Linked DNA regions of Homo sapiens: all the other regions are linked to region 1. Evidence: read pairs that join two places in POLR2A ChIA-PET (ENCODE). Cell type or tissue: Panc1. All regions are shown on one strand. Links, peaks and the distances in the headings refer to the core of each region. The heading gives the core; the rest is flanking DNA.

Evidence for each region. ChIA-PET counts read pairs that join two places held together with the same protein. Peaks named below come from ENCODE experiments on the same cell type or tissue, not always from the same donor. Only the 100,000 strongest peaks of a DNase experiment are listed, where the experiment ranks them.
Region 2: POLR2A ChIA-PET joins it to region 1 with 5 read pairs; 4 of 35 experiments call an interaction of 5 or more read pairs at or near these places.
Region 3: POLR2A ChIA-PET joins it to region 1 with 8 read pairs; 11 of 35 experiments call an interaction of 5 or more read pairs at or near these places.
Region 4: POLR2A ChIA-PET joins it to region 1 with 6 read pairs; 3 of 35 experiments call an interaction of 5 or more read pairs at or near these places.

Annotation. Positions count from the first base shown.
Region 1 is chr3:177,431,747-177,439,290 of GRCh38, reverse strand. No RefSeq gene overlaps it. Among named protein-coding and RNA genes, the nearest start is that of LINC00578, 6.4 kb to the left of the region's middle. In Panc1, for the core only: no CTCF peak of the experiment used is centred there; no DNase peak of the experiment used is centred there; H3K27ac peaks cover 275 bases.
Region 2 is chr3:177,795,108-177,802,651 of GRCh38, reverse strand. No RefSeq gene overlaps it. Among named protein-coding and RNA genes, the nearest start is that of LINC02015, 18 kb to the left of the region's middle. In Panc1, for the core only: no CTCF peak of the experiment used is centred there; no DNase peak of the experiment used is centred there; H3K27ac peaks cover 424 bases.
Region 3 is chr3:177,365,739-177,373,282 of GRCh38, reverse strand. No RefSeq gene overlaps it. Among named protein-coding and RNA genes, the nearest start is that of LINC00578, 72 kb to the left of the region's middle. RefSeq lists an enhancer at 6,937-7,438. In Panc1, for the core only: no CTCF peak of the experiment used is centred there; no DNase peak of the experiment used is centred there; H3K27ac peaks cover 1,779 bases.
Region 4 is chr3:177,137,137-177,144,680 of GRCh38, reverse strand. All of the region lies in intron 1 of TBL1XR1 (TBL1X/Y related 1), which reads left to right. Among named protein-coding and RNA genes, the nearest start is that of TBL1XR1, 57 kb to the left of the region's middle. RefSeq lists a silencer at 1-140. In Panc1, for the core only: no CTCF peak of the experiment used is centred there; no DNase peak of the experiment used is centred there; H3K27ac peaks cover 1,758 bases.

The sequences.
Region 1 (7,544 bases), core at 2,240-6,239:
ATCTCTGGGGTGACACTGCATAACAATCAGAAATTTCCACTGGCAGGAGACTATGCACTTTCACAAGCCAGAAAGCTGGAAGGTTTTATTAATTATCTCCAAGCAGGCATGAGTGTGAAGCTGAAATGAACTGTGGAGCAAAGGAGAATTTTCATCCAATTCCTTCATTCTATAGTTAAGTGGGAGAGCATGTGTACTGTTCACAGTCATGCGGTTGGCAAGTAGCAGAGTTGGGACATGAATGCAAACTGTTGTGGTCATTTCATCCAGAGTTCTTACTAAAATGCCATGCTGTTCATGCTTTTTTAACCCATAACACAAAAATATGCAGGAAATGAACATGCAACTCTGGGGCAATTCCCAGATTCGGAGTCATCTGAGCATCCTCCCGACATCGGTGGGTTCAGAGATGAAAACCGCCAAATCCCAAGATGTCTCAACAGAAGGCCTGGCAGGGCTTACATTCTGCCTGCAGGTAAAGCATCCTGGCCGGGATCCAATTCGATTGGTCATTTTGTATCTTACTAGCAGTTAAATATTTTTAGTATCTCCCCTGATTTTTGGGAGAACCTGAAGGTACCAGAGCATCCTGAATTTATACACAGCATCCACTCCAATTGTATGTGTAGGAATCAACATTCCTAGCTTGTTAAGGGCAAATTATTCAGGAAATATGGAGAAAATGTTAACATTACTCTGAAGAAAGAAACAGAGCCACCCCCTTATAGCTGCCTTAATTTTTTTTTTTTTTTGCCATAGCTATACATTCTCGTCACCCAAGCACACGAAATCTGGCAAAGGTAGCCCTTTTAATGTTTGCTTTATGATCTCAAGTAACTATCAAAACCACTATTGGAAACCATTAAAAGGGCATGTTCTTTCCATCCCGTACAGCACGCCATTCTGGCACCTTGTTTACTGCACTAACTGGAGGTATAAAAGAACAGACCACTGGCTTATTCCACACCTGATATAGAATTCCATTATTGTAGACCAGTTATTCAATTGAAAAAAAATCATCTAATCTGCCAGCCTATTGATGAAATCATGAACTCCTGCTGCTCTGTAATAAATATTGCATGTGTCAATTGGATTATAAGAGAGCCTGGAACTTTGCCCCTTGGCATCTGGCATAGCCCATCAGACTTAAGTTTCCCTATCTCACTTTGCTGTAGCAAAACTGTAGTGTTGAAACCTAAGGGCTGAAAGTTTTTAATTAGCCTTTAAGAATACACCCACAATACTGGCAAATGCCTCTCGTAGCAGGGGCCTTTAGAGATGATGTCACATTTTGCGTGGTGAAAAATTGGTCTCTGCTGTGACAGTTAGATAATTTTTTTAATGGATATTACATAAGTTTAGCAATTTATGACTTTTATCATGTCTTAAGCTTTGAACACAAAGATCGCTTTTTCTTATTGCTTGGGGTTTCATTGCTATTTTTTAATAACATGTTATTAGTGATTTTTAGTTGATGAATAAATGTAATGTCTTCTTGGTATAATGTGTGAGTGAGCTGGAAATGACCTGTCCCTTCTGATCAGCCACCATGTGGCCTTGGAAGAGGTTGGATGACCCTGCTCAAGGCGGAAACATGTAACTTCCCTAAAAGATAGCCTAGGTTTTTATACCAGAGCATTCTCTGATACTAAAGTTATAAATGTTTCTCACTCATTTCAATCAGCAAATTCTATTTCGAAACTTACTCCATTTGTGAGTTTGCCTGCTAAAAGATATAATGACACTTCAGATTCTTAATCTGTCTTCTATTTAAATCAGTAGCATTGTATCTTTTTTTCCATATAACTATCAAAGCAATCCTTAAGAGACTGTTCCAGGAAAAGACTATCTAAAATTCATTTTAGAAAGGCTAAATGTTGGATCTCAATGCTCCCTGTATGATTTGGGAATTTGGGGCATCATTGCTAACTGTCTGAGCAGAACACTGCACAACTTATGTGGGTTATTTTCTAGCTGAATATTGGCCTAACTTCACCAAGCAATTCAGTTCTACAGACCCGATTCAGACCCAAAGAGTAACCTAAATAGATTCCCTAAGTAAGAAAAAAGAAGAAAAAGAAAGCAAGAAAACCTGGTCAGTTTAACATCTCTTAAAGGAAATGTTAATGTTCTCTAGTAAAAGAAGATCTATAATGTGTTAAAGAAAATTTTTAAAAAGTTGAGTGATGTCAATGCAAAGCAATGGGGGTGTGGCATATTGGCAGGAGAGCTCAATTAAGAGTCCAGTGGTCTGGTCTCAGCCCTTCCATTAACTAGCTCCGGATGCTGGGCAATTACTTCCCTTTCTGAGGCTCAATTTTCTCATCTGTAAAATGATGGAGCTGGCCTTGGATCCCTAAGGTCCTATTCAGTGCCAACACATTTGAGGCTGTGAGTCTATAAAAGATTTGAGATGGCTAAAATAGGAGGAGGAGGCAGATGGTATATTGGGCTCAAGAGCTGTGACCAGGAAGAGCTCTGACTACTTCTTAAGAGTGATATGAACCAAGAAGTAGAAAAAGAAATGCAACTTTGTATTTATAATGGAAGATACATGGTACTATACTTTTGTCAAATCCATAGAATAAATACCAAAGGTGAACCCTAATGTAAACTATAAACTTTGATTAATAATGTGTTATCTATTTTCTTTTTCTTTTACTTTTTCTTTTTTTTTTGAGTTGGAGTCTCATCCTATTGCCCAGGCTGGAGTGCAGTGGTGCGATCTCAGCTCACTGCAACCTCCACCTCCCAGGCTCAAGCAACTCTCCTGCTTCAGCCTCTTGAGTAGCTAGGATGCCACCATGCCCAGCTAATATTAGTATTTTTAGTTGAGACGGGATTTTGCTATGTTAGACATGCTGGTCTCGAACTCCTGAAGATATTTTCTTTTCTTTTCTTTTCTTTTTTTTTTTTTTTTTTTTTGAGACAGAGTCTCGCTCTGTCGCCCAGGCTGGAGTGCAGTGGTGCCATCCTGGCTCACTGCAACCTTACAACCTCCGCCCCCAGGTTCAAGCGATTCTCCTGCGTCAGCCTCCCAAGTAGCTGGGATTACAGGAACGCACTACCACGCCCAGCTAATTTTTGTATTTTTAGTAGAGACAGAGTTTCCCCATGTTGGCCAAGTGTTGGCCAAGCTGGTCTGGAACTCCTGACCTCAAGTGATCCACCTATGTTGGCCTCCCAAAGTGTTGGGATTACAGGCATGAGCCACTGCACCTGGCCACTATTCCTTTTATACAACATATCAATAAGATTCTGGGGAGGGGGCAGGAAAGTTATGATAAAGGTATGATACGAGATGTTATCTTAAAGATATTAAAGATGCATTAATATATTAATAAAAATAATAACAAAAGAGTAAAACTAATAATAAGACTAAATTAAGCTTCCAACCTTAGATAGCTTCTTGTTGAGATTCACTCAACAAATTTGATTTCTGGAAGTCTAGGGACCCAGGTAAGTGCAAGAAAAGGTGTTTCTTTTAGTCATCATTTAAGCAATCAGTAAGCAGTAGGCTCTCAGCCCTTCAGAGTCATGAGCAAGACAAACATAAAGCCTCCTCTCATGAAGCTTACAGTTCAGTCTAGTGGGCAATAAGGACATTTTATAGTTTGCATTTATGGAAGTATTCTATGTGCCGGGCTCTGTGTGAATTTTTCTGGAGTATTTTTTATTTAGTTCTTGCTACAACTCTACAGGTATATACTTTCATTACTTTATTTTATATGTAGGGAAAGTGAGACACAGAAAACTGAAACAAATTACCCAACATCACAAAGCAAATAAGAGACACAGCCAAGACTCAAATGTGTGCCATATGATCCCGGAGCCTCTTGGCTGCTTCTTTGACACTAATAAGTCTTTAATAATAATTAGTAAAAATTAAAATAATAAGCACATGGCCAGGTGCAGTGGCTCACGTCTGTGATCCCAGCACTTTGGGAGGCAGAGGCAGGTGGATCACCTGAGGTCAGGAGTTCCAGATCAGCCTGGCCAACATGACGAAACCCAGTCTTTACTAAAAATACAAAAAATTAGCCGGGCTTGATGGGGGGCGCCTGTAGTCCCCACTACTCAGGAGGCTAAGCCAGGAGAATGGCGTGAACCCGGGAGGCGGAGATTGCAGTGAGCCGAGATCGCATGACTGCACTATAGCCTAGGTGACAGAGCGAGACTGTGTCTCAGGTAATAATAATAATAATAATAATAATAATAAGCACGGCAGAGGGAAGTCACCTGGCCCAGAGAGTAAGGGAAGGCCTCCTTGAGGAAGGGACCGGAAGAGGAGCAGAAGTTAAGCTGGCACAAAAGGGTGAAAAGCCCGAGGTGAGAAAGCTGCTCTAGGTTATTAGCAAATAATTACATTTTAATTTATTCACAAAAGCCATTGTACTGTTACCACACACATATGCCTAAAACAGCATTAAGTAAAGGTCCTCATATCCATTATCACGTACATATGCAAAAAATAGCTTTAAGTGCACAGTTTTTAAAAATTATTTTAGAAATTGCAATGGAGTACAAAATTATCTTTTTATGTAAATCCAAGATTAGACGATTATTTCTATCTAGGCTGTGCTACAAAGATATTCTCCCAGAATCATTTCTGGATGGCAGTTCCAGAAACCTGGAGATTCTGGTAATTAGACCTTTGCTTCCAAATGACAGGAGTTGGGGAGCCAGGGAGATGGAGTTTTTGAGGTGCCCAGTTCAGTATAGCGAGAATCCGAGTCCTCCTACAAGTGAACAACAAGAAACCACCACCTGCCTCTAATCTCCTCCTCAACCACTAGCTGGGTGCTCGCTAAGGGAGGGCAGGTAGGATTCTCAGTCCTGGGTTAAGGAGGAGTCCTAGAAATCAGGATGGAGACATTCTTGGTCACAGTGGAGCAAAGGAAGCAGGTGAGGTGGTTGGCCTGGGCCACTGCTCACGAGGGGAGCAGCCTGCCGCTGGCTATGACTGATGGGAAGCATGGATGTGCCTGGGCACACGTGGCTGTGCTGAGCCTGAATCAGATAAGCCTGGGTGTTTTTCTGTGTGAAAGGACAAAAATGGTACTCGACTTGTGTCAGGGCTAATATTTAAAACTACATCTAGAACCAGTTCAAACACACATTTTACAATTCTGAGTGCAGGACTGTTTTTATGCATTGAGCTCTTTCTTCCAGAAACTATCCTCCTATTCCTCAAAGAGAGGGAAAAGGTCATGTCCATAATTCTAGCCTTAGGTTTCTTTTTTTTTTTTTGAGACAGAGTCTCACTCTATCACCAGGCTGAAGTGCAGTGGCACCATCTCTGTTCACTATAACTTCCACCTTCTGGGTTCAAGTGATTCTCCTGCCTCAGCCTCCCGAGCAGCTGGGATTACAGGTGTGCACCACCACACCCAGCTAATTTTTGTATTTTTAGTAGAGACGGGATTTCACCATGTTGGCCAGGATGGTCTTGATCTCTTGACCTCATGATCTGCCCGCCTCAGCCTCCCAAAGTGCTGAGATTACAGGCGTGAGCCACCGCGCTCAGTCTAGGTTTCTTTTTTAAAAGTTTAAATGACTGTCTTAGCCCAAGCATTCCTAGAACACTTTGGAAGTTATTCGTAAGTCGTGACTTCCATTTGCAAGGATGAGTCTAGCAGGGACACATATAGCCTCAAGTAACAACACTACAATACCCAAGGACTCTACCCACACTTTCCACTGACCTACCCTAGAGAAATAATTTGAGGTTGGAATACCTACCTGGGGGTGGAAGGGACAGGATCTTCTATCTATTGAAGCCTGCTTTGAAACATATACTATTGAACCCTCACATCCGCCCCATCTCTCAGAGCCCCCATTTTACAAAAAAATAACACCATGGCTCAGCGGGCCTCCATCTTGACATGATTCCCTGTTGCTAAGTAATTTTAATACGTGTGCATTAAAGCAGGCTGAGAGCATCAAGGAATTTCACCAGCTCTTTCATGTGCTCAGCACAAATTGGTAGATGCTTCTAACGAAGTTAACGGGAGCAATGCAGATGCCTATACGGGAGCCCACCCTCCCTGGGGCAGCACAGGCTGCTGACTATATTGTGAAATATTTGAGTATACCAAGGCCTCTGGGAGACCCCATAAGTCCAACTTTCAAGGTACAGATGTTCCTCTACTTACTATGGGGTTCCATCCTGATAAACCCATCCTAAGTCGAAAATATTGTGAAGTTGAACCATTGTGAGCCTGGGACTGTCTGTAGTAACATTTGTGTCTCCTTCACCACTGAGCAATCAGACTTGAAATTAGGAGGAGTGGCCAGGTGTGGTGGCTCAGGCCTGTAATCCCTGCACTTTGGGAGGCCGAAGCAGGTGGATTGCCTGAACTCAGGAGTTCAAGACCAGCCTGGGCAACATGGTGAAACCCAGTCTCTACTAAAATACAAAAATTAGCCAGGCATGATAGTGCATGCCCATAGTCCCAGCTACCCGGGAGGCTGAGGCATGAGAATTGCTTGAACCTGGGAGGCGAAAGTTGCAGTGAGCAAAGATTGTACCACTGCACTCCAGTCTGGGCAACAGAGCAAGACTCTGTCTCACAAAAAAAAAAAAAAAAAAAAAGACATTAGGAGGAGTGAAAGGTGGTGGTGCCTAGATGTGACAGGATAGCCAAGGAAGTTAGTGAAGAGGCATCGGGGGCACATGGCAAGGGTGAAGAGGATAGATCCAGATGGGACTGAGATTACCCTTCGGCAATGAGGCAAGTTGGGGAGAAGGTTGATGGAGTAAAGATGGGAAAACATCTGTGAATGCAGGGCTCTGCCTCTCCCAAAGGAAACTGCAGAGCAGATGATAATTGACCTGTTAATTAATAATGAGAAAATTTACTTATTTGTTTCACTTCCCAAAGATAAATAAATCAATAAATGGCCCAACAAACCCTAAGGAGCTGAACTTGGCCTCATGTTCCCCTTTGTCCCTAGATCCAGCCTTTTATATCCTTTTTCACCAACTTTAGTATTTCAGTTATTAAAATCTAACACAAATAAACCTAGCTCATGAAAACTAAAAGTTTAAGCAGCAATGAATCTTAATTTGGACTACTTTTTTAAGGGTATTTATATGCGACATTTGCCTTATTACAACGTTTTATTTCTTTCCAGTGAAGAAAGCAGCTTTTTTTTTCCTTTAAGAAGAAATTCACACTCATTCCGAAGGCTGTGCCTATTTCTTATCTCCTTGAGCCTGAGTGCAGTGCAAACAATAGAAATCAGCCTGAGAACACGTGACTCCCTCTTCAATGGGGTCATAAATATGTTACAAGTAAATGCTGAAATAATGACTTTCTTTGGACGTCTTTTTTAATTAGAGCTGAAAGAGTTTAGAAAAAATAGTAACCACCTGGCAAGCCAGCTCCTCTTTGAAAGCTGAATTAAAATCAAATGAGAGAAATAATTAGGACAGCTGGAAATAATAAAAACAATAGATACCAGGCATGTCTTTGACAAAACACAACAAACCAGAGAGACATTACAATGCAAAATCTTAATTGTGTCATGGCTCACTAAGT
Region 2 (7,544 bases), core at 1,296-5,295, 360 kb before region 1:
ACACCATTAAGGAACGTGGGAGTGCAGAGTAGCAGATGTACAGAACTTCAGAAAAACAGCTTGTGTAGTGCTTTAAAATTAGTTAGGAGCTTAATAAAAATTGACATCTATATGGACACTATCTCATGGTTGAAAAGCCAGCTGAAAGGTTGAATAGACTGTAAACGAATGAAAATAAATGGATAGCAAGTCATACTGGGAGGAGTTCAGGTTGGCATTTGAAGAGCTCTTATTTAGCATGAGAGCTTGGTGACTAAGCTATTACATTGGGATAAATAGATTGGGAATGAAATGTGCAAATGAACTAAGCTGGCAGGAATCATTGGAAAGGTAGGAAACCCTATACCAGGGAATTGTTTATATTCAGATTTAGAAAAGGGCTGCTTCTGAACATCTGTTTTCAGAATATATAGCAGCGTCATGTGGGCTGGAAAGTCAGGAACAGGCTGCACTCATGAATGGAAGAAAGGCAGCTGGCACAGGAGAAGAATTGAAAGGCACTAAGCTAGGTGGGCTTGGCAAACTGATGATAAAGCATGAAACAATCTATAAACACTTAAAAGATGTGAACACCAAGGAGAGTGCAAAATTACTTATCCTGATATCCTAGGGTAGACTAATGGGAGGAAAGTTTAAAAAGGATAATTAGAGTCAAATAATTTCTTTAAAAAATTGTGAGCCTCGCCATTTAGACTAAGAAATGACTCAGGTATGCATCATATTATTATTTCAAGACCCACTGCTCAAATGTCATGATATTTTGGTGGGGTTTTATATGTTTGTTGTTGTTGTTTGTTTTTGTTTTTGTTTGAGATGGAGTTTTGCTCTTTTTGCCCAGGCTGGAGTGCAATGGTGCAGTCTCAGCTCACTGCAACCTCCGCCTCCCGGGTTCCAGTGATTCTCCTGGCTCAGCGTCTCGAGTAGCTGCTTTTACAGGCGCATGCCACCATGCCTGGCTAATTTTTGTATTTTTAGTAGAGACAGGGTTTTGCCATGTTGGCCAGGCTGGTCTTGAACTCCTGACCTCAGGTGATCCACCCACCTCGGCCTCCCAAAGTGCTTTGTTGTCTTTTCGACTTCTTCTCTCCCACATTCCCCAGGGCAGAATTAATCACTCTTTGGATTATCTCCTCAGTGCATTTAAAAAATGCTTTTATTATAGCACTGACCACTCTGCACTTTAGTTATATCTGATTCTATTACAAGAGAGTGAGTTTCTCCTTTTTTTTTTTCCTTTTTCAATGTTTATTTTAGAATCAAGGGGTGCATATGTAGGTTTATGGTTTAGGGTAGGACTGACCCCATCACCCAAGTAGTGAGCATAATACCCGATAGGTAGTTTTTCAGCCTGTGTCCCCCTCCCTCTCTCCACCCTCTAATAGTCCCCAATGTCTATAGTTTCCATCTTTATATCCATGAGTACCCTATGCTTACCTCCCACGTATAAGTGAGAACATGCCATATTTGGTTTTCTGTTTTTGTGTTAGTTCACTTAGCCTCCAGCTGCATCCATGTTGCTGCAAAGGACATGATTTCCTTCTTTTTTATGGCTGTGTAGTGTTTCATGGTATATATGTACCACTTTTTTTTTTTATCCAATTCACTGTTCTTGGGCACTTGGGTCGATTCCATGTTTTTGCTATTGTGAATAGTCCTGTGATGGACATAAGGTGTGTGTGTCATTGTAGTGGAACAATTTCTTTTCCTTTGGGAATATACCCAGTAATGGGATTGTTGGCTCGAATGGTAGTTCAACTTGTATTTCTTTGAGAAATCTCCAAACTGCTGTCTACCGTGGTTGGGCTAATTTATACTCCCACTGACAGTGTATAAGTGTCCCCTTTTCTCCATGGCCTCACCATCTGCTATTTTCTGACTTTTTAAGAATAGTCTTGCTGCCAGGAGTGGTGACTCACACCTGTAATCCCAGTACTTTGGGAGGCTGAGAAGGGTGGATCACTTGAAGCCAGGAGTTTGAGACCAGCCTGGCTAACATGGCAAAACTCCATCTCTACTAAAAGTAAAAAAATGAACCAGGCGTGGTGGCACATGCCTGTAGTCCCAGCTACTCAGAAGGCTGAGGCAGGAGAATCACTTGAACCCAGGAGGCAGAGGTTGTAGTGAGCCGAGATTGTTGTCACTGCACTACAGGCTGAGTGACAGAGCGAGACTGTGTCTCAAAAAAAAAAAAAAAAAAGAAAGAAAGAAAAGAAAGAGAGAGAGAAAGAAAGAAAGAGAGAGAGAAAGAAAGAAAGAAAAGGCATTCTGACTGGTGTGAGATACTATCTCATTGTGGTTTTGAGTTGCATTTCTCTGATGACTAGTGATGATGAGCATTTTTTCATATGTTTTGGGCCACTTGTGTATCATTTTTTTGAGAAGCGTCTGTTCATGTTCTTTGCTCACATTTTCATGGGATTATTTGCTTTTTGATTTGCTTAAGTTCCTTATAGATTCTGGATATTAGACCTTTGTTGGGTGCATAATTTGCAAATATTTTTTCCACTGTAGGTTGTCTGTTTACTCCCTTGATAGTTTCTCTTGCTGTGCAGAAGCTCTTTAGTTTAATTAGGTCCCACTTGTGAATTTTTGTTTTTGTTGCAATTGCTTTTGAGGACTTAACCATAAATTCTTTGCCAAGGCTGATATCAAGAATGGTATTTCCTAGGTTTTCTTCTAGGATTTTTATAGTTTGAGGTCTCACATTTAAGTTTTTAATCCATCTTGAGTCCACTTTTGTCACTTTATACGGATAGCCAATTACCCAGCACCATTTATTGAATAAGCATTCTTTTCCCTATTGCTTTTGTTGAGTTTTTTGAAGATCAGATCAGGGTCTTATTATATTTTGTACCTCAAGCACCTAGAATATTCAATGGTATTTTAAATGTTTAGTGCATTGAATGGTACCCTTATGTGTTCATCTGAGATTTCATTACTAAAGTTATCATTTGTTACCTAAGGTAAGGAAGGCTACATTGTGTTTAGAATATATATGTGAGAAAGTATTTTATGTACTGCTATGAATAGACCGCCAATATATCCATTTACCTTAGTAAAATGATAAAGTACCAAGCGTTGTGCATAGCTTGCTTCTTTATGTGTAGAAATGAGAGTCAAATAAGGATATAGTCATAGGTGCTATTATTTTCATAAATAAGACCTGGAAGGATACTTCCAGTAAGGGAAAGTGCGGTGATAGCATGATGGGGACAGCAGTAAAAGCAAAATTTTTTACTGTATACATTGTTATATTTTTTGACTTTGTAAATATTTGTTCATTAGGTATCACCTGCTCAAAACATTTAATTTTTTTTTTTTTTAACAAACCAGTCACATGGGGAATTAAAACAACAGCAACAGTAACGACAAAGGGCTGCATAGGCTTACGTGGATAATCAGTTTAAGCAGAAAGGTACTGCCATTTGTTTGTTTTAAAAAATGAATTCAATTCCAGTATGGATAAAATTGTTGTTGAAGAAATTGAAGGGAATTTATATTTTCTCATGCAAGCCATGGTAATCAAAATTCTTTTGAAACGCTCACTGGATAAAGGTGACTGCTTGACTATGTTTCTGTTAATTGCACTACTAAGGGTAGCATGCCTTAAGGATCTTCCATCTGTTGCATTGAACCCAAGACAATTCCTTAACATATTGTTAGAAAGTCAATATTTTAAATAATGAGATTTATATGTCCTTGAGGTAGTGTTGGATACTAAAATAGATTTAAATGAATTTTCATTTGTCTAAACTAATTAGTGATTGCTTCTCTGGCTGATTACTTTTTAGAAAAAAACTCTCACACCAACATAAATATATATATATATATATATATATATATATGCATTTGAGAGGCACTTGTCAAAGTATAATTTTCAAGAAGTTATGTAACATAATGTATACAAATACACAATGAGCATGAGTTAAATATTTATTTAACTTATTAATAAGAGAACCAGCTAGACAGTAACGCTGATTCAAAGGAGTAGAGCAGGGGAATTATATAGGCATGGGAGCAAAAACATTTGAATAAGATGGTATCACGTACAAAACTGGTTAATATATCCTATAGAGCAATAAAACCATAACCTTTGGGGTTATCTTTTCTACTGGGCAGAAATCATTTGAATCTCTACCAGATAAAAATTTACCAGAAAACATGCAACTTCACAGAAAATGGATTTTTAATCAATAGTTAGATATAATCAAACAGAGGTATATTGTCCTGAATAATTAAATAATACTTGGACAGGCCTGTTAAAGGTCTGATATGATATTGAAAGAACATGTCACCCTCTTTTTGCCTTCTTTCCAAGTAGGCAATGTTTCTTAACACATGTTAGTGAAAGTCAAAGTTTGTGAAAGAATGGTATGAGCTAAAACTCCTATCTTTGCCCTCAGGCCTGAAATAAGAAAGCAATTCAGAGAGAAGGAACAATGGTATATTTAATATTTTAAAATGTGGGCCTCTTCTAATAGGATTCTCCCCATATAATGAGCTAAAAGAAAAAAGAGAATGATTCACTAATGTATAATAAGTTGCAACTGATATTATTATGCTAAGGATAAAGACAGGGTTGATACCACTTATGAATATGATAATAAATTTGACTTTACTCAGTCAGTGATGAAATGCATCAGTACTCTTAGATTGATTCCTTGAGATGAGGAAGCATTGTAATCTACAAAACTACCCTGACTGGTAGAAAAGCATTTTATGTTTATGGAGACTTGAGATGCAGCTTTAACACAAGGAAGTATCTTAACAATTCAACCTTGTTTTTCCTTGTTAATTAGGAAGGTGAAAAGCAAAGCTTATAGCTGTGTTGGTTCAGAGTAAATGATAGGATTCATCACCAGAAGACGTATTTTTTGATGCATTCAACCCAGCCACAGTCGGTTCTCTAAATTGTAATTAAGGTAGTTGTGTAGTAAATGGGAATGGCTTAGCCAGAGTTTTTTCAGGAAAAGTGAGGGACTAGAGAGAAACCAGAAATACAAAGTTCATGCTAACAAAAAGATAATTTTTCAAGAATTAATGCAATCTATCTTTTTTCGGAAACTGATATAAGACATAATCTCAGGGATCACTAAGTGAAACTATATGGCTATTTTTTGAAATAATAGATTAGTCTAGGAAAATTCTTAGAAATTTGTTAAACAGATAATCCATAAACAACCTTTTCACACGTGAAATCATGGGCTAAGCCAAGAATAAGAATAATCCTATCTTTGCCCAACACAGTACTATTTTCTCTATATCTTTTTATGTTTATTCTATTTAATATCCTATGGAATTTTAGGTTGGAAAGTTTACAGTTGACATGAATATTCTTTTTATACTTCCTCATAGAAATATCAGACATATTATGCCTGCATAGAAATTTGCCATAGAAGAGGAAGAGAAAAAGGAGGGGGAAGAAGAAGAGGAAGAGGACGATATTATCCAAATATTTCTCTTATATTGGGCAGATGACTTGGAAAGGGGAAAATATTATAAAGTGAAACATATGCAATTTGAATTATTTGAAAGCCCTACAACTATTATTATAGAAAGAAATCTGGCCCAAATAGAAGTGTCTCCAATACTACTTAATGTTTTCTTATACACTAAAAGCTGATGTACTATTTGGGAAAAAATAGGAGCTGGAAAAATGTCCACCTAACATGTTCAAAGGAATGTCATTATCCTTTATATTTCTCTGTGCCTGAGGCAGACTTTTCCTTTGTTCTTTTCTCAATTGGTCTCTTAATAAAGCCTAAGGAGGAGAAACTTTGCTTCCCCATTAAAGTAAGGCTATTAATTAACCATATTTGCCAAATAAGACTGGGAAAGTAAAGTATTAAGTAGGAGTCAAACTCAAATGCTGCAAAGTCCTAACTGTGAATGCAATACAGAGAACTTTCAATGGTAGAACCACCATTTGTGCTTCAACTTATAGGGGGGTAAAACACCAACATTATTTTAAGATCTGGTTGCTAGCAATCAAAACCTAGGCTTTTGGGCCTCTTTGTGATGTATGGTAGAAAACTGCATTGTTGTTGTTGTTGTTTTAATTTATGTAAAAATCTCAGAAAATGGCCTTGACTTAAAAAAACAAAAAGCAAACAAGTAAGCAAAAAATCCTGTCTAGAGAGGGACCACATAGGATCTAGGGACACTACTGAATAATTCCAGGGAAGAGGAATTTCCTCTCTTGTGCTGATTTGATGAAAAGGAGAAAGCCTTAGAGGGGTTAAACACTGGTTTGGAATAAGGCAGAAATAGAAAAGAAAAGATCTCCAAGAGAAGTTCTATTCTCAGAAGCAGACGGGGCTGAAAGCCGCCTCTGGCAGACAGACCCCCATCCTCAAAGAGGCAGCCAGGAGCTCAAAAGCTATGAAGAAAGTCTACCAAAGAGACAGAGAAGGCAAGTCTTAGTGGGGAACTGGAAAAAAGGGGAGCATAGAAACTCATCAGAATGGAAAAATATAAAACACAACAAAGCTTTCATCTAAAATGGAGTATTTTTATATGCAAATGAGTCAAGTCAAACTAAGAAGTGATAGTCAAAGGGCAAGCCAGAAGTAGGGGAAAGTAGTTTTCCTAGTCATGCAAATGAAGATCTCAAATTTGATTTGTGACCTCACAAATGAGAAATTGAAAGTGGCCTAGACCATTAGAAGTATAAGATAATGTTATATGTCATGGGAGAGAAAAGGTTTCCAAATATAGAAGGGATTTGATATATTTTTTGAACTCCAAGACATATTAATTTTCTCATTCTTATATTAGTCTTCATCCTATTTAATGGTCCAGCACTGTAGTGCCCAATTATAGGCAATGTGGTTTGTTGGTCAATCAAAGAAATGAAGACTTAGGAGTCAGATTCTTGCCCAGATTCTACTTCTTAAAGTAACCTCAGGAAACCAAGTCTTAAGTTCTTACTCTCTTCTCTGAATACTAATCCTCTCTTATTTCCATAAAGGGTCCCTATTTTAAGCAAGTATTTGAATCCTCAAATTGAAAGATTTTAAGCAATGAGAAAGAACAAACCAAAAAATTGTATCAAAATTACTAAGGTTTACTAAAGAGAAAAAAATGACAAATTCATGGGAAAAGATCCTAAAACAAAATCAGATTAAGGTCTTTGACCTATTGAATCACTAATCTTGGAAGAATTGAGATTTCATAGTTATTCTTTAAATGGAAAGAATGATCTTGCATCCTCTGGTACAAATTCTATTCATACTTTTATAAGAGGAAGGAAAAAAGTACGTATTTCAGGATATTGCCTTTTTTATCCATAAATCTTCTTAAATCTAAAATAAGCCTCTGAGAGAAGTGTACACCAGGAGGCTGGACTTTGCCTGCTGTGAGGAATTACATGGATGTGGGCATAATTTGTGAAATATATCTATATATCTATATATGGAAATATATTAAAAAGTCAGTTGAGTTTTTCAGGTTCCTTTAGTTTTTGGACAAAGAAGAGAAGTATTTCTCTTCTTATAGATTATAGTGGTAAATGAAATGATGACACCAAAGTTTTACCTAAATAT
Region 3 (7,544 bases), core at 2,270-6,269, 66 kb after region 1:
TCTCGGCCTCCCAAAGTGCTGGGATTACAGGCATGTGCTATCATGACCAGCCAGATAAGCATCCTTTAATTCCCATAAATTTTGGAAATTGAGTTGATAAATGCTTAATAAAAAAAAAAACCTGTAATCTTTATAATTTTGTTATTAAGGGATATGTGAATATTTGGAATTTAAAAAGTCACATGAGACTTTGGCCTCTTCATGTAACAGTTCAGCCCTGTAATTCCACCTTAAAATATATGATTGAGTTATTGATTTAGAGTTTAGATTTACACAATTTTAATGATATAATATTGGAAGATTTAAGAGATTTTAGTGTTCCCATAGCTGAATTTGATTTGTTAGATTTACAACAGTTATTTAAATACTTAGAAAAGGTCTGTTAGCTAAAGCAAGCAACTAAAGTCTATAAAAGGAAAATCAAGCACATTTAAATCATAAATGAAATTTAAAGTGTTCCAGGCTGTTTATTTAAGTTTGTGAAAAGGACCAAATATTAGTCAAAGGCTGCTTTAAAAATGATTGTTAAAATTTGCTCGATTTATAAACAGAAAAATAAGATTTATAAACTGAACTTAAAAGCTTAAAAAGAACTACATGTGTGGATTTGTAACATTAATTAATTGATTATTAATTTTTAAAGCGAAAAAACTCAGTAATCTTTTCTGCACACAAAAACTGCCTTGAAGGATAATTTTTAAGCCATATTTAACAACCTTCTTGGGAACTCAGTGAGTGAATGAGGAAAAAGAATTACGCTCACGAAGAAAAGGTAGATAAAATATATTTTTAAAAATATGGCCCAGAGTTAAAACTAAATAGTATGCTTTCACTTACCCTCTCCTACCTTCCAGTAAATGCAGGAGAAATGCTACAAGATAATGTGGATGAAGCAAAAGATCAGAATTATTCAACAATTTTTATTATTGAGTACCTACTCTATGTTTTACACTATGGGAAAATGCAAGAATATGTGGCATTTATAATCTAGTGAGGCAGGTAAGACTCACAAATCTGAAACAGAGAACAGAATGATTCAGTTCAATAAACACTTATTGAGAGCCAGCCTTGCAACAGATATAGTGACTGGCTCCAGGGAGGGGGAGGCGGCTGGGCTCAAAAACAAACAATAAGCTTTATAATTAAGTGCTAAATTGCGTGTTGCAGAAGTCAAGTGAGAAGCATTCAAAGAGAGATAACAAAGTCTATTGGAACAGCTGAGATTTATGGATGAGGTAAGAATTGATCTGGGCTTTGAAGGATGGAAAGGACTTCAATAGGCAAAGGGGGTGGGGCTGGAAGAGAGGGGCACTATGAATCTAGTGTGCAAGGGAAGCAACAAAAGAAACCAGCAGAAATGCTACACATTGAATGACAGTGGAATTAGATCATGGAGCAATTTCTAAATTACACAAAACTAAAATTAAAGCTAGTTACTAGACTAAGCTACTAAACAATAATAAAAGCAATAATAATTACTACCAAACATTGAGAGGAGGTGGCATAAAATAAGATAAATCCTCATATGCCATAGCAATGAGTCAATAGGTACTATTTAAATTTGATTAATCATAAAAAAATTATGAGCATATATTACTAAACCTTTTGTGATAAACACCAAAGGAAAGATAAAGCTAAAATAGGTTGTCTCTGGGGCTGGAACTAAGGATGAGGAGGGTGGGGGACCAGAGAATCTTGTTATAAACTTTTCTGCACAATTTGAGTTGATACCACATGATTGTATCACTTTGATCCAAATATGAATATTCAAAACAAATAAACTCAGTTATTAGGCCATGTTTGTTTGACCCAGAGGTAGATTTACTACTAAGCTAATAAAGCCTAAGCCCTGATTCCTTCCAAGACCTACATCTAATTTTGTATGTATGTACTTTCTAATTTTTTTTTTAAAAAGGCCTTCCCACAGTCATATAAGCACCAGGCCCTGGATGACCCTGGTTTGAACTACAGTCTTTTTCATTTCTCACAGTTCTTTAATGCCTTTCTTCCTTGACATTTCCTAGAAAGAACCTAGTCTCTCTACTTTTTATGTTACTTTTAATCAAGGCATATGGTCTTAGTTATGCTAATAAATAATCTTGCTTCAAAATAAAATCTCTACTTGATTCAGTAAACAATATCGAGGCACGTAGTTTTGTTGTTGTTGTTGTCCATGAAAAGAGTATATTCTTTTATTGTTTTTTGTCCATACATGTTAAGTTTCAACTTTCAATAATAAAATTCAATAAATTTGATTCCTTCATCATAAAAACTTGCTTTACACATTATTTACATGTTGCCAAAGTCCATGCAAAACATCACAAGGATTTGATTGACTCCATGCATGATGCCATCACACAGAAGGAGGAGGGAGCTAATCCAGTAACATACATTCAAAGATTAAATTATAGATACGTACAGTGTATTTAGCACTGTTCATTAATATTATAACACCTTCCTCTCAAAGACAGGCATTCTTAAGCGTTAATCACAATATACCAGAATTTGCACTTAGATTTTTAAACAAAGAAATGAACAAGGGGGAGTGGTGATCTAAAAAAACGTCCCCTTGACAGAGTTTGAATTGAAGTTGGGAGAGCCTGGAAGCACAGGGACCAGTTGGCAACTGTTGCAGTAACTGCTTGGTGAGATATAAAGGCTTGGATCAGCTGGTAATAGAAGTAATGAAGAAAATGAGACAGATGCAGGGGCTATTTTAGAAAGGAATTGACCAGGTCGGGTTACCAGCTAAAGACCTGCCCTACAAATAGTTAGGATACTTCCAAGTTACACTTTGGGATAGAGCTTGATTTTTCACTCATTTTTTGGCAAATGTCTCACAGGCTTCAACTGAAAAGTTGACCAGTAAAGCCAATTTGAATGAATGCAGCCTGCCAGTCCCTCTGTAATTCTAGTCAAATATTTATGGATGGAATTCTACCAGTGACTTTCTTTTAATAACAAAATCATGAATTGTCTAGCCCTGGATATGTATTCATATTCTTGTACACAATCTTAGGAGCATGTGCTGATGAGACAGGCTAATAAATGGATTCAATTAAAACAGCTGACAATCTTTTGGACCAAGGGAGTTCTCACTTGGACAGTTTATATAGCTGCCTATATTCTTACTGCGGCAGATTCTTAACAAATCCACGTCCTAGAAGAAGAGGCACATCACAAAACTGTTCTGCAATAGTAAAGCTACGTGGCAAACAAAAACAAATCCCAAGCTAAAGAATTTGGGGGAGAACATCTAATATTTTGTATTGGTCTTGTGACTTGTATTTCTTAATATCTCTACAATGTATTTTGAGTAGTGTGTCTACATCATGAGGATTCTGAATACATAAACTGTAGGTCTTTGAATTTCTCTGTGGAAATAAGAAATTTAAAATCATGTTTGTATGCAGCCAACCCAGCACAGCTGACCTGAAAAGTGAAGCCACTTAATAATGCACCTGGGTTGTTTCCTGATTGATTGATGATTGATTGACTGTCATGCATATGGAGAAATTAGCAGCCAGGCTTGAAACTTGGTAGGAACTGCTCTCCTTTATCTTTCATCCTCTGTCATGGGTTGGTTTTTTTGTTTTTTTGTTTTGGGGGTTTGTTTGGTGGGTTTTGTTTTTGTTTTTGTTTTGTTTTTTTTTTTGAGTCGGAGTCTCACTCTGTCGCCCAGGCTGGAGTGCAGTGGCGCAATCTCGGCTCACTGCAAGCTCTGCCTCCTGGGTTCATGCCATTCTCCCACCTCAGCCTCCCGAGTAGCTGGGACTACAGGCGCCCGCCACCATGCCTGGCTAATTTTTTGTATTTTTAGTAGAGATGGGGTTTCACCATGTTAGCCAGGACGGTCTCGATCTCCTGACTCGTGATCCACCCGCCTCAGCCTACCAAAGTGCTGGGATTACAGGCGTGAGCCACCGAGCCTGGCCCACGGTGGGTTGTTTTTGTTGTTGTTGTTGTCGTTGTTTGTCTTACAAATGGAGCCTAGGCGGGGCACGGTGGCTCACGCCTGTAATCTCAGCACTTTGGGAGGCTGAGGTGAACAGATCACGAGGTCAGGAGTTCAAGACTAGCCTGGCCAACATGGTGAAACCCCGTCTCTACTAAAAATACAAAAAAATTAGCTGGGCCTGGTGGTGGGCGCCTGTAATCCCAGCTACTTGGGAGGCTGAGGCAGGAGAATTGCTTGAACTCAGGAGGTGGAGGGTGCAGTGAGCCAAGATTGTGCCACTGCACTCTAGCCTGGGCAACAACAGCAAGACTCTGTCTCAAAAAAAAAAAAAAAAAAAAAAAGTGGAGCCTAATGCTCTACCCTTTTGTTTTTAAAAAAATAACTTTGATTGCATCAATAAATACTAAAATTATACTCACTAATCATAATGCCTACTAAGTGCAGAAGTTGAGTTAAGAAGTGGAAATACCGGGCACAGTGGCTCACGCCCGTAATCCCAACACTTTGGGAGGCCAAGGCTGGTGGATCATCTGAGGTCAGAAGTTCTGGACCAGCCTGGCCAACATGGGGAAACCCTATCTCTACTAAAAATACAAAAATTAGCTGGGCCTGGTGGCAGGAACCTGTAATCCCAGCTACTCAGAGAGGCCAAGGCAGGTGAATCACTTGAACCCGGGAGGCGGAGGTTGCAGTGAGCCGAGATAGCACCATCGCACTCCAGCCTGGGGGACAAGAGTGAGACTTTGTCTCAAAACAAACAAACAAACAAACAGACAAACAAAAAGAAGTGGAAATACAGGCCAGGCGCGGTAGCTCATGCCTGTAATTCCAGCACTTTGGGAGGCTGAGGTGGGCAGATCGCCTGAGATCAGGAGTTCCAGACTAGCCTGGCCAACATGGTGAAACTCCATCTCTATTAAAATTACAAAAAAATTAACCGGGTGTGGTGGTGCATGCCTATAGCCTAGCTACTCAGGAGGCTGAGAAGGCAGAATCACATAAACCCGGAAGGCGGAGGCTGCAGTGAGCAGAGATCATGCCACTTCACTCCAGCCTGGGCAACAGAGTGAGACTCCATCTAAAAAAAAAAAAAAAAAGTGGAAATACAGAGCTAAATATGTGAAGTGCCCCTGCAATAGCTCGAAAACTAGTGAGCAAATTAAACAGAAAACCACCCTGTGAGTGCGATGATGGAGACATATTCGTTTCCACATTCTATTCTCTCATCCTCATGTAAAAGGAAGTGGGGGAGACTTTCAATGCATCATAAATTTTACTCCCCTCTAGATTGCAACCTTTCTGACATTTTCTCCCACTTTCCACTATTATTTGTCCTTGTTCTCTTCACAGCTGAAAGCTCTCCCTCTCTGCTGGCTCCTTGCCATCATCCGCATTATTAGTATGCTGACGCAGTGCCCGTCTTCATATATACCTATATATGCCTCCAACACAATGCAATCTTTATTAAAAGGTTGTGTTGGCCAGGCACGGTGGCTCACTCCTGTAATCCTAGCACTCTGGGAGGCTGAGGCAGGCGGATCACCTGGAGTCGGGAGTTCAAGACCAACCTGACCAACATGGAGATACCCCATCTCTACTAAAAATACAAAAAAATTAGCTGGGCGTGGTGGTGAATGCCTGTAACCCCAGCTACTTGGGAGGCTGAGGCAGGAGAATCGCTTGAACCCGGGAGGTGGAGGTTGCAGTGAGCCGAGATCGCGCCACTGCACTCCAGCCTGGGCAACAAGAGTGAAACTCTGTCTCAAAAAACAAACAAACAAACATAAATAAATAAATAAATGGTTGTCTCCAATAACTGCCTCCTTGGCCACACCACCCACTTTCTTCTCACCCACTGTAGTTTCCCACCTGCTACTTCTCTCCAGAAACTGCTCTTGCCAAGACAGCTACTCATCCCCTTAGGCCAGAACCAACGGTTTATTTCTGTGATCTGTTAGCTGTTTTCACACTGTTGAATTCTCTTACTACCCTTAACATCCTTGCAAAAAATAAAAAAAAAAAGCAAACAAACAAACAAAAAATTCCTGGTTTTCTGTCTTCTTCTCTGGCTATTTCTTCCCAATCTCTTTTGCTGATGATCCTTTTAAGTATTAGTTTAATATGATCCCTGGGTTTTGTTTTCTGTCTCTCTTCTCTTTGTATACAGCCTCCAGTGATCTCATCCTCTCCAATCACCATCTAAGAGAATACATTTGATTTAAAATTATTTTAAGTGTCCTAGACTGAATTTCTCAGGTACACCCTAAAATGGAGCCCAAATCCCTAAGGTGACTCCAGAATGAAACTTTTTTTTTTTTTTTTTTGAGACAGAGTCTCGCTCTGTCATCCAGGCTGGAGTGCAATGGCGCGATCTTGGCTCACCGCAACCTCCGCCTCCCAGGTTCAAGCGATTCTCCCGCCTCAGCCTCCCAAGTAGCTGGGATGACAGGCGCCTGCCACCATGCCCGGCTAATTTGGTATTTTTAGTAGAGATGGGGCTTCTCCATGTTGGTCAGGCTGGTCTCGAACTCCTGACCTTGGGTGATTCACCCACCTCAGCCTCCCAAAGTGCTGGGATTACAGGCCTGAGCCACTGCCCCCAGCCGGAACTGACTGCTTAAAGCCCTCAGTATTCTCATTGGTGAGAACAGATTAAATAGCCAGGAGCACGGAAGACCGGCTTACCCTCCAGAGGCTGCTTTAGCTCATATTGGAAATTCTTGCAAAGCCCCAGAACTACAAAGAAGAAAATACAAGTAAAGAACAAAAGGGCGGGCCGGGCCCAGTGGCTCACGCCTGTAATCCCTGCACTTTGGGAGGCCGAGGTAGGCGGATCATGAGGTCCGGAGATGGAGACCCTCCTGGCTAACGCGATGAAACCCCGTCTCTACTAAAAATACAAAAAGTTAGCCAGGTGTGGTGGCGGGCACCTGTAGTCCCAGCTACTCAGGACGCTGAGGCAGGAGAATGGCGTGAACCCTGGAGGCTGAGCTTGCAGTGAGCCGAGATTGCGCCACTGCACTCCAGCCTGGGTGACAGAGCAAGACTCCGTCTCAAAAGAAAAAAAAAAAGAAAAAAGAAAAAGAAAAACAAAAGGGCACGCTGGATTACCAGCTATCTCCTTTAGAAATTCGTGGCTTAGGCTGGGTGCCGTGGCTCACGCCTGTAATCCCAGCACTTTGGGAGGCCAAGGCATGCAGATCACGAGGTCAGGAGATCAAGACCATCCTGGCTAACACGGTGAAACCCCGTCTGTACTAACAATACAAAAATTAGCCGGGCGTGATGGCGCATGCCTGTAGTCCCAGCTACTCTGGAGGCTGAGGTAGAATTGCTTGAACCCGGGAGGCGGAGGTTGCAGTGAGCCGAGATCATACCACTGCACTCCAGCCTAGGTGACAGAGCGAGACTCTGTCTCAAAAAAAAAAAAAAAGTTTGTGGCTTCCTTTGAACTATTTTCTTTTGTTTATTTGTTTGTTTGTTTATTGTGAGACGGAGTCTCACTCTGTTGCCCAGGCTGGGGTGCAGTGGCACAATCTCAGCTCACTGCAACCTCCACCTCCCGGGTTCAAGTGATTCTCCTGCC
Region 4 (7,544 bases), core at 1,860-5,859, 290 kb after region 1:
CCTGGGTTCACGCCATTCTCCTGCCTCAGCCTCTGAGTAGCTGGAACTACAGGCACCCGCTACCACACCCAGCCAATTTTTTTTTTTCTAAAGTAGAGATGGGGTTTCACTGTGCTAGCCAGGATGGTCTCGATCTCCTGACCTCATGATCCACCCGCCTTGGCCTCCCAAAGTGCTGGGATTACAGGCGTGAGCCACCGCGCCCGGCCAGGTTATGGCTGCTTTCACTTCACAACTACACAGTTGAGTAGTTGCAACAGAGACCTTTGGCCTTGGAAGAATTACTATCTGGCCCTTTACAGAAAAACGTTTTCTAACCTTGGCTTAAGATGGAGAACGATTCTTTAATGTTGTACTTAGTAACTGCCTCTTTCTTTGTCAGTGCCATGAGTCAAAAATTTATGCTGTGAATATGTCACTTTGTGTTTTTTTTTGAGACGGAGTTTTGCTCTTGTTTCCCAGGCTGGAGTGCAGTGGTGTGATCTCAGCTCACTCCAACCTCCGCCTCCCGGGGTTCAAGCGATTTTCGTGCCCCAGCCTCCTGAGTAGCTGGGATTACAGGCATATAGCACCATGCCCAGCTAATTTTGTATTTTTAGTAGAGACGGGGTTTCTCCATGTTGGTCAGGCTGGTCTTAAACTCCCTACCTCAGGTGATCCGCCTGCCTCCCAAAGTGCTGGGATTACAGGCATGAGCCACCATGCCCGGCCTGAATATGTCACTTTCTTAACTCCAACACTGTTAGAAGCAGTCATCCCCACTCCACTGTCCTCGTATATCTGTGGCATGACCTTCATAGATTTCTACCAGTCTCACTTGTTCCCCAAAGCGTTGTTTTCTTTAGTCACTTCATTGCAGATGACCACAGTTGATAATTTAATTCTGTTAGAGCCTGAATGAACTATCAGAGACCCATCTTATATAATTAGCTGTACCCTCACTGAATTGAAACCTAAACAATTGGATAATATTCTCAGATTCCCATCACCTTGAAAGTTTGCTCATTTACCTACTTCACATGGTAGTTACAATAATTTAATGAGATAAATATAATCTAGTATTTTACTGAATTTTCACTTGCACAGGCACTGAGCCAGGTGCTTTTCACACATAACAAAAAGTTTAATTTCAAAGGTTAGCTGATAAATATTTTAAATTTAGGAATAAATATCCCCCTGCCCCATCATCACTTCACGTACTGTAAAAAACTTACAGCATTTACAAGTTTTAAAATCACATTAAAGTGGTTGACATAAATTAATATCTTTGCCTATAATATTCCTTCCCTTTTTTTTTTGACTTGTAGATACAGTTGATTTTTGTCATTCACTGTAGTTATGTTCTTTATAGTTGCCTTGAACACTGACTTAGCAAATACTGAGCATCGCTCCTACGGGAATATGCAGGGTTAGGTTCCTGTAGGCCTCGGTCATAACATTTTTGTCAGCTGATCAATAGTAACTGTGTGTTTCTGTTTAAAGATAACTTCCTAATATATATTGTTGATTGATTAATATTGCATTTAGAGTCAACAGCACTAAAACTCATATGAACAAAGCTTATTTCCCACACATATTTTCTCTGCAGCCTTTTTGTACTTAGCAATACTAGATAGCCCTAAGCATAGTGATCAAGTGCTATTTTAAATAGTGAAATGACCAACAGAAAGCACAAACATGCAAAAACGTGGCACTAAATAGACCACCCAAAGGACATTTGTTTGCCATATGATGGCTGAAACAAGGCAGAATGCTGTCTTTTTTTTGTCTTCAGGTGGGTAAGTGTACAATGGGCACCTCAAATTTTTCATCATTTTGTGCATGTCCACATATGATTGCAAAAGTGCTGCAAGTATTAATTTTGGTGCAAGCAGGCAAATTCATAAATGTGAAATCCATGAATTGGTGAGGATTGACTGTATTTCCCTTGATGCCACTAATTTATTATTGTAAATTTATTATTTTAAATTTTTATTTCACTTGCTTCTTAAATTTACTTATTTTAATCGTAAATAGACATAAAAATTTACTATATTAACTGTTAAAAAATGTATAGTTCAATAGTGTTAAGTAAATTCCTACTGAGGTAGGAGACGGGACTTGACTCCAGAGTTGGGGCTTGGACTTTGCACCAGGTGAAGACTAGCTGAAGCAGGGAAGAGATGAAAACACTTCTCCATAAAGACATGCCCACCAGTGTCATGTTAGTTTATCATTGCCATGGCAACACCTGAAAGTTTCTGTCCCTTTCCGTGACAACAACCTAGACGTTACCCCACTTCTAGAAATTTCTGCAGAACCTGTTCCTTAGTTTGCGTGTAATTAAGAGTAGGTGTAATTAAGAGTAGGTATAAATGTGACTACAGAACTGCTCCTGAGCTGGCCCTCTGGTCATACTGCTAATGGGGGAGCCCTGCTCTGCAAGGAGCAGTACTTCTGCTGCTGCTTCCACTAAAATTGCTGTCAAACACCACTGGTTCACCCTGAATTCTTTCCTGGGTGAAGCCAAGAAGCCTCCTGGGCTAAGCCTGAATTTTGTCTCTTGTCTACCCTGCACTACAATCAGTCTCCAGTATTCATCCTGCAAAACTGAAACTCTGTGCCCATTAAGCAACTTCTTCTCATTCCTCTCGCCTCTAGCCACTGGCAATCACTATTCTTATTTTCTGTCTTTATGAATTTGAGTATTATAGGTACCTTATGTAAGTGGAATCATGTAGTGTTTGTCTTTTTATGAACTACCTTAATATACTTAGCATAACGTCCTCACAGTCATCTATGTTGTAGCATGTGTCAGAATTTCCTTGCTTTTTAAGGTTAATGTTTCACTGTATATATAGACCATGTTTTGTTTATCTGTTGATGGACACTTTGGTTGCTCCCGACTTTCGGCTATTGTGAATAGTGCTGCTGTGAACACGGGTGTACAAGTATCTCTTTTGAGATCCTGCTTTGTTTTGGTCCACTAACAGTTTATCTTTTATATGCGATACATACACATTGTAAAAATGAGTGAACCAACCAGATGGAACAGATGTACACTGTAAAGTGATATGTTGAAAGTTCTTAGTTTGAGCTCATTCTATTCACCAAATACAGCTGTTGTTAAGACTTCGATATGTAACCTTGCAAATGTGTTTTTATGCACTTTCAGGTGCATATAAAAATATGTGAAAAATATTTAATACGATTTATATGTAGTTTAATAACACTTGAGATCATATGCATACTGTTCTGTTGATAACCTAATGCATTGTGAATATTATTCATGTAAATACAAATATATTTTGTTCTTAACTTCTACTTGGTATTCTGACTTACTTAACTTCTACCTGGTATTCTGACTTACCATAACTTTTTAGAAATCAAAATCAGTTTTTAAATTATTTAAAAGTAATGCATGCATGCAGCAGAATCTCCAAATAGGATAGAATGATACGAAGAAAACTAAGATCTTTTTCCCCCATCCCCAAGCTTTCTAGAGGCAGCCACTGTTAATAGTTGTTTATTTCTTGCTTGCTTTATTTTAAATGATAAATTATACTAAAGAGTCAGTATTAACTATGGGACATATTTCATTTGAAAGCTTTGAGAAAATTAGTGCATTTATTCTTCCTTACATTTTCTTTTTCCAGTTAAATATATTATTATTTTTACAAGATAAGGATTAGAGCAGGGGTGTCCAGTCATTTGGCTTCCCTGGGCCACAATGGAAGAAGAAGAATTGTCTTGGGCCATATATAATATACACTAATGATAGGTGATGAGCTAGAAAACAAAATCGCAAAAAAATCTCATAATGTTTTAAGAATGTTTATGCAGGTTGGACAAGCTAGGATTAGAGTTTGCAACTACGTGATTTTGAACCTCCTTTTTTCCTGTAGGATGATTTTTAAAATTGAAAAACAATTACTGTTATGACTATTATTTACTTATATTTATGAGGAAGGAAATAATACTGTCATTTAACTTGTTATTAAAGGAGAATCTCCCACTGTCAGTGACAAGGGTATACTGTTGTTTTCTTTTTCACTTGTTACTTCTGGTTCATACTCAGCTGCCACTGTTTCTTCCAGGTCGTGTTGTGTTTTCTTTGTTGTTTTGCCACTTTACCTTTTCAGTTTTTTCATATAAGTAAAATTTCAGTTCTTGAATGTCTGAAAATGCCTTTATTTTGACTCAGTGGCAAATCTGACTTGACAGCAGTGCTTTCAAGCTTTTTCATGTCGTAAATTGATAGAAAATGGTAATCTTTGTGTGGTGGATGAGACTGCTTGTAGCAAAGGCCTCTGGCTGCTCACCTGGTAACCTGTTGGTAGCATGCATTTGGGGAAGCTTTGGGTTATAGGAATATACGTTCAAGGTACTTTTTTCTTTTTTTGAGTTGGAGTCTCACTCCGTCACCCAGGCTGGAGTGCAGTGGCTCCATCTTGGCTCACTGCAACTTCCGCCTCCGGGTTCAAGCGATTCTTCTGCCTCAGCCTCCCGAGTGCCTGGGACTACAGGTGTGTGCCACCACGCCCAGCTAATTTTTGTATTTTTAATAGAGACGTGGTTTCATCATATTGGCCAGGCTGGTCTCGAACTCCTGACCTGGTGATCTGTCCACCTTGGCCTCCCAAAGTGCTGGGATTGCAGGCGTGAGCCACCGCACCTGGCTGTTTCAAGGTATTTTTCTTGTAGAACTTGGTGGACACTGCTATATTGTCTTCTAGCACCTGTTACTTCTGATTAGAAGATGAGTGTTAAGGTGATCCTGGTTTTGTTCTGGAAGCTTTCTTGGCATTCTGAAATTTTACTGGTGAGACTCCAGTTACTACAGGTATTTTTAATTTGTTTTTAATGTTACTCTGTTGAGTGTTTTCAGTTTGACAACTGAATCATTCTTCAGCTCTTGGAAAGTTTAACTTGCCCCTTCCATCTCTCTCTGTTCTCCACTTTTGCATGTCTTACGTTGTAAGTAAATGTTGGACTCTCTAGATTGTCAAATTTTCTTTTTCTTTTTTTTTTTAACTATATTTTTGGGTTTTTTTGCTTTACTTTCTGGGAAACGTTTATATTCTAGGCAAATGAATTTGGTGTTTAGTTATGTCCCATTTTATTACACAGTTGAGATTTTTATGCTTTAATTTTTTTTTTTCCCCCCGAGATGGAGTCTTGCTTTGTCACCCAGGCTGGAGTACAGTGGTGTGATCTCAGCTCACTGCAACCTCTACTTCCTGAGTTCAAGCGATTCTCCTGCCTCAGCCGCCCAAGTAGCTGCAGCTACAGGCGCGCGCCAGCACTCTCAGCTAATTTTTGTATTGTCTCTTTTTTCTTTTAGTAGAGACAGGGTTTCACCACGTTGGCCAGGCTGGTCTCGAACTTCTGACCTCAGCTGATCTGCCTGCCTCGGCCTCCCAAAGTGCTGGGATTGCAGGCATGAGCCACCACACCCGGCCAGTGCTTTACTAATTTTTAATAGCCATTGCTATTTGTTTTTTTCTTAAATGTGGCGTATTTTGTTTTTTAATCTTGCAGTGTGTTTTTTGAGTCCCTATGAGGATATTAATGAGAATTAAAATATGTTTGTCTGTTCGCTGATTTCTGTATGTTCCTCTTGCACCTTTTATACTATTAGGTTTTGGCAAATTTTTGGTGCATCTTGGTTAGTATTGTTAGTTAAAGTATGTTTCTGTTGCAGTATGTATATTGGTTCTTTTTCTATGAGGCTTCTCTCTTGAATAGTAGTTTTGGTGACAGGTTCTGTGAAATGGGGTCAGGTATGGACCAGCAGTACTCCTTCTAGGGAGTATGGGTGAGGAGTCAGCAGGCACATGGTACCCTGCTCTCTTGGGTTACTGTGGTGTCTTCAGTACTTCCAAGGAGCAGTGCTTTGGTATATTTCACTCAAATGGTGAGAGATCCCTTCCTCTTTCCCTCCTTTTTCTCCCTTTTTGCTTCCAGCCCCTTTTATTTCTCTTTCAGCATTAGAGGTCTAGTGTTGCCTTCATCTTTGTGCTGTACTGCTCTCTCCAACCTGGCTACTCTCACAGAAAGCCTTACCTGGCAACAATGCCCACTTTCCCCCTCTCCCTTTTTTTTTCTCCCAGACAGGGTCTTGCTCTGTCACCCAGGCTGGGAGTACAGTGATGTGATCATGGCTCACTCCAGCCTCAACCTCGAGGCTCAAGTGATCCTCTCACCTCAGCCTCCCAAGTAGCTGGGATCACAGGAGTGTGCCACCACCCCAACTAATTTTTACTTTTTATGGAGATGGAGTCATACCATGTTGCCCAGGCTGGCCTCACACTCCTGGGCTCAATCAGTTCTCCCACCTCGGCCTCTCAAAATGCCGAAATTGCAGGTGTTTGCCATTGCACCCAGCGAATGCCCACCTTTTATAGAGATTCCTTTTCTGGCTTTATCCTTACCTTTAAGCTGCCACCAATCAGCATCTCTGTTCACAGGGTCAGAGGATGGGGTCATCTGTCCAGAATGTGGGTAATGCAGTGCCCTGATGAAGTACCATCATTGTTTCCTTCTTGTAGTTGTGATTAGTATATAACTTGGAACTTCTCTAGTGTGGCCTTGAAAAGCCTTTCATGTCTTAAACGTGGGTTTTTTTGTCAGTCTGTTTTACTTTCAACCTGATCAAAATTCTTTAGAATTTATCATCATCCAGTGACATCTACTCGCTTTGCAACAGTGCTGTTGTTTCATTTTATCTTTGAGACAGGGTCTTGCTCTGTCATGCAGTTTGGAGTACAGTGGTATGATCACAGCTCACTGCAGCCCCAACCTCACAGGCTCAGTTGATCCTTCCACCTTAGCCTCCCTAGTAGCTAGGAGTACAGGTACCACCACCATTCATGGCTAATTTTTATTTTTTTCTGTAGAGTCGGGGTTTTGCCATGTTGCCCAGGCTGTTCTCAAACTCCTGGACTCAAGTAGTCCACCTGTCTCAGCCTCCCAAAGTGCTGGGATGACAGGCCTGAGCCGAGGACCCTGGCCTTTTATTTCATTTTAATTTAAATCTTTTCCCTTCATTTTGCGTGGGGCCTTGGGAAGGAGGAGCAGTAGATACATTTGTCTGCCTTGAACTGTAATTGGCTAATTTATGACTGTAAATGTTCCCAGACATGCCTCTCTTCTTAAAAAATGTTTGATTTTATTTTTAATTAATTAACTAATTCATGTATTTATTTTGAGACAGAGTCTCGAGTTCTGTTACCCAGTGGAGTGTGGTGGTATGAGCACAGCTCACTGCCTCAACCTCATGGGCTTAATCAGTTGATCTTCCTGCCTCAGCCTCCCGAGTAACCGGGACTACAGGCACACACCACCACGCCCTGACGATTTTTGTATTTTTTGTAAAGATGAGGTTTTGCCATGTTGCCCAGGCTGGTCTCGAATTCCTGGGCTCAAGCAATCCCCCGTCTTGGCCTCCCAAAGTGCTGGGATTACAGGCGCAAGCCACCATGCCATGCCGGGCCATGTCTTTCTCTAAGGTACATTACTTCTTTAGTATATAGTGCCTTAGAAGAATTAATCAGTCATCTTTC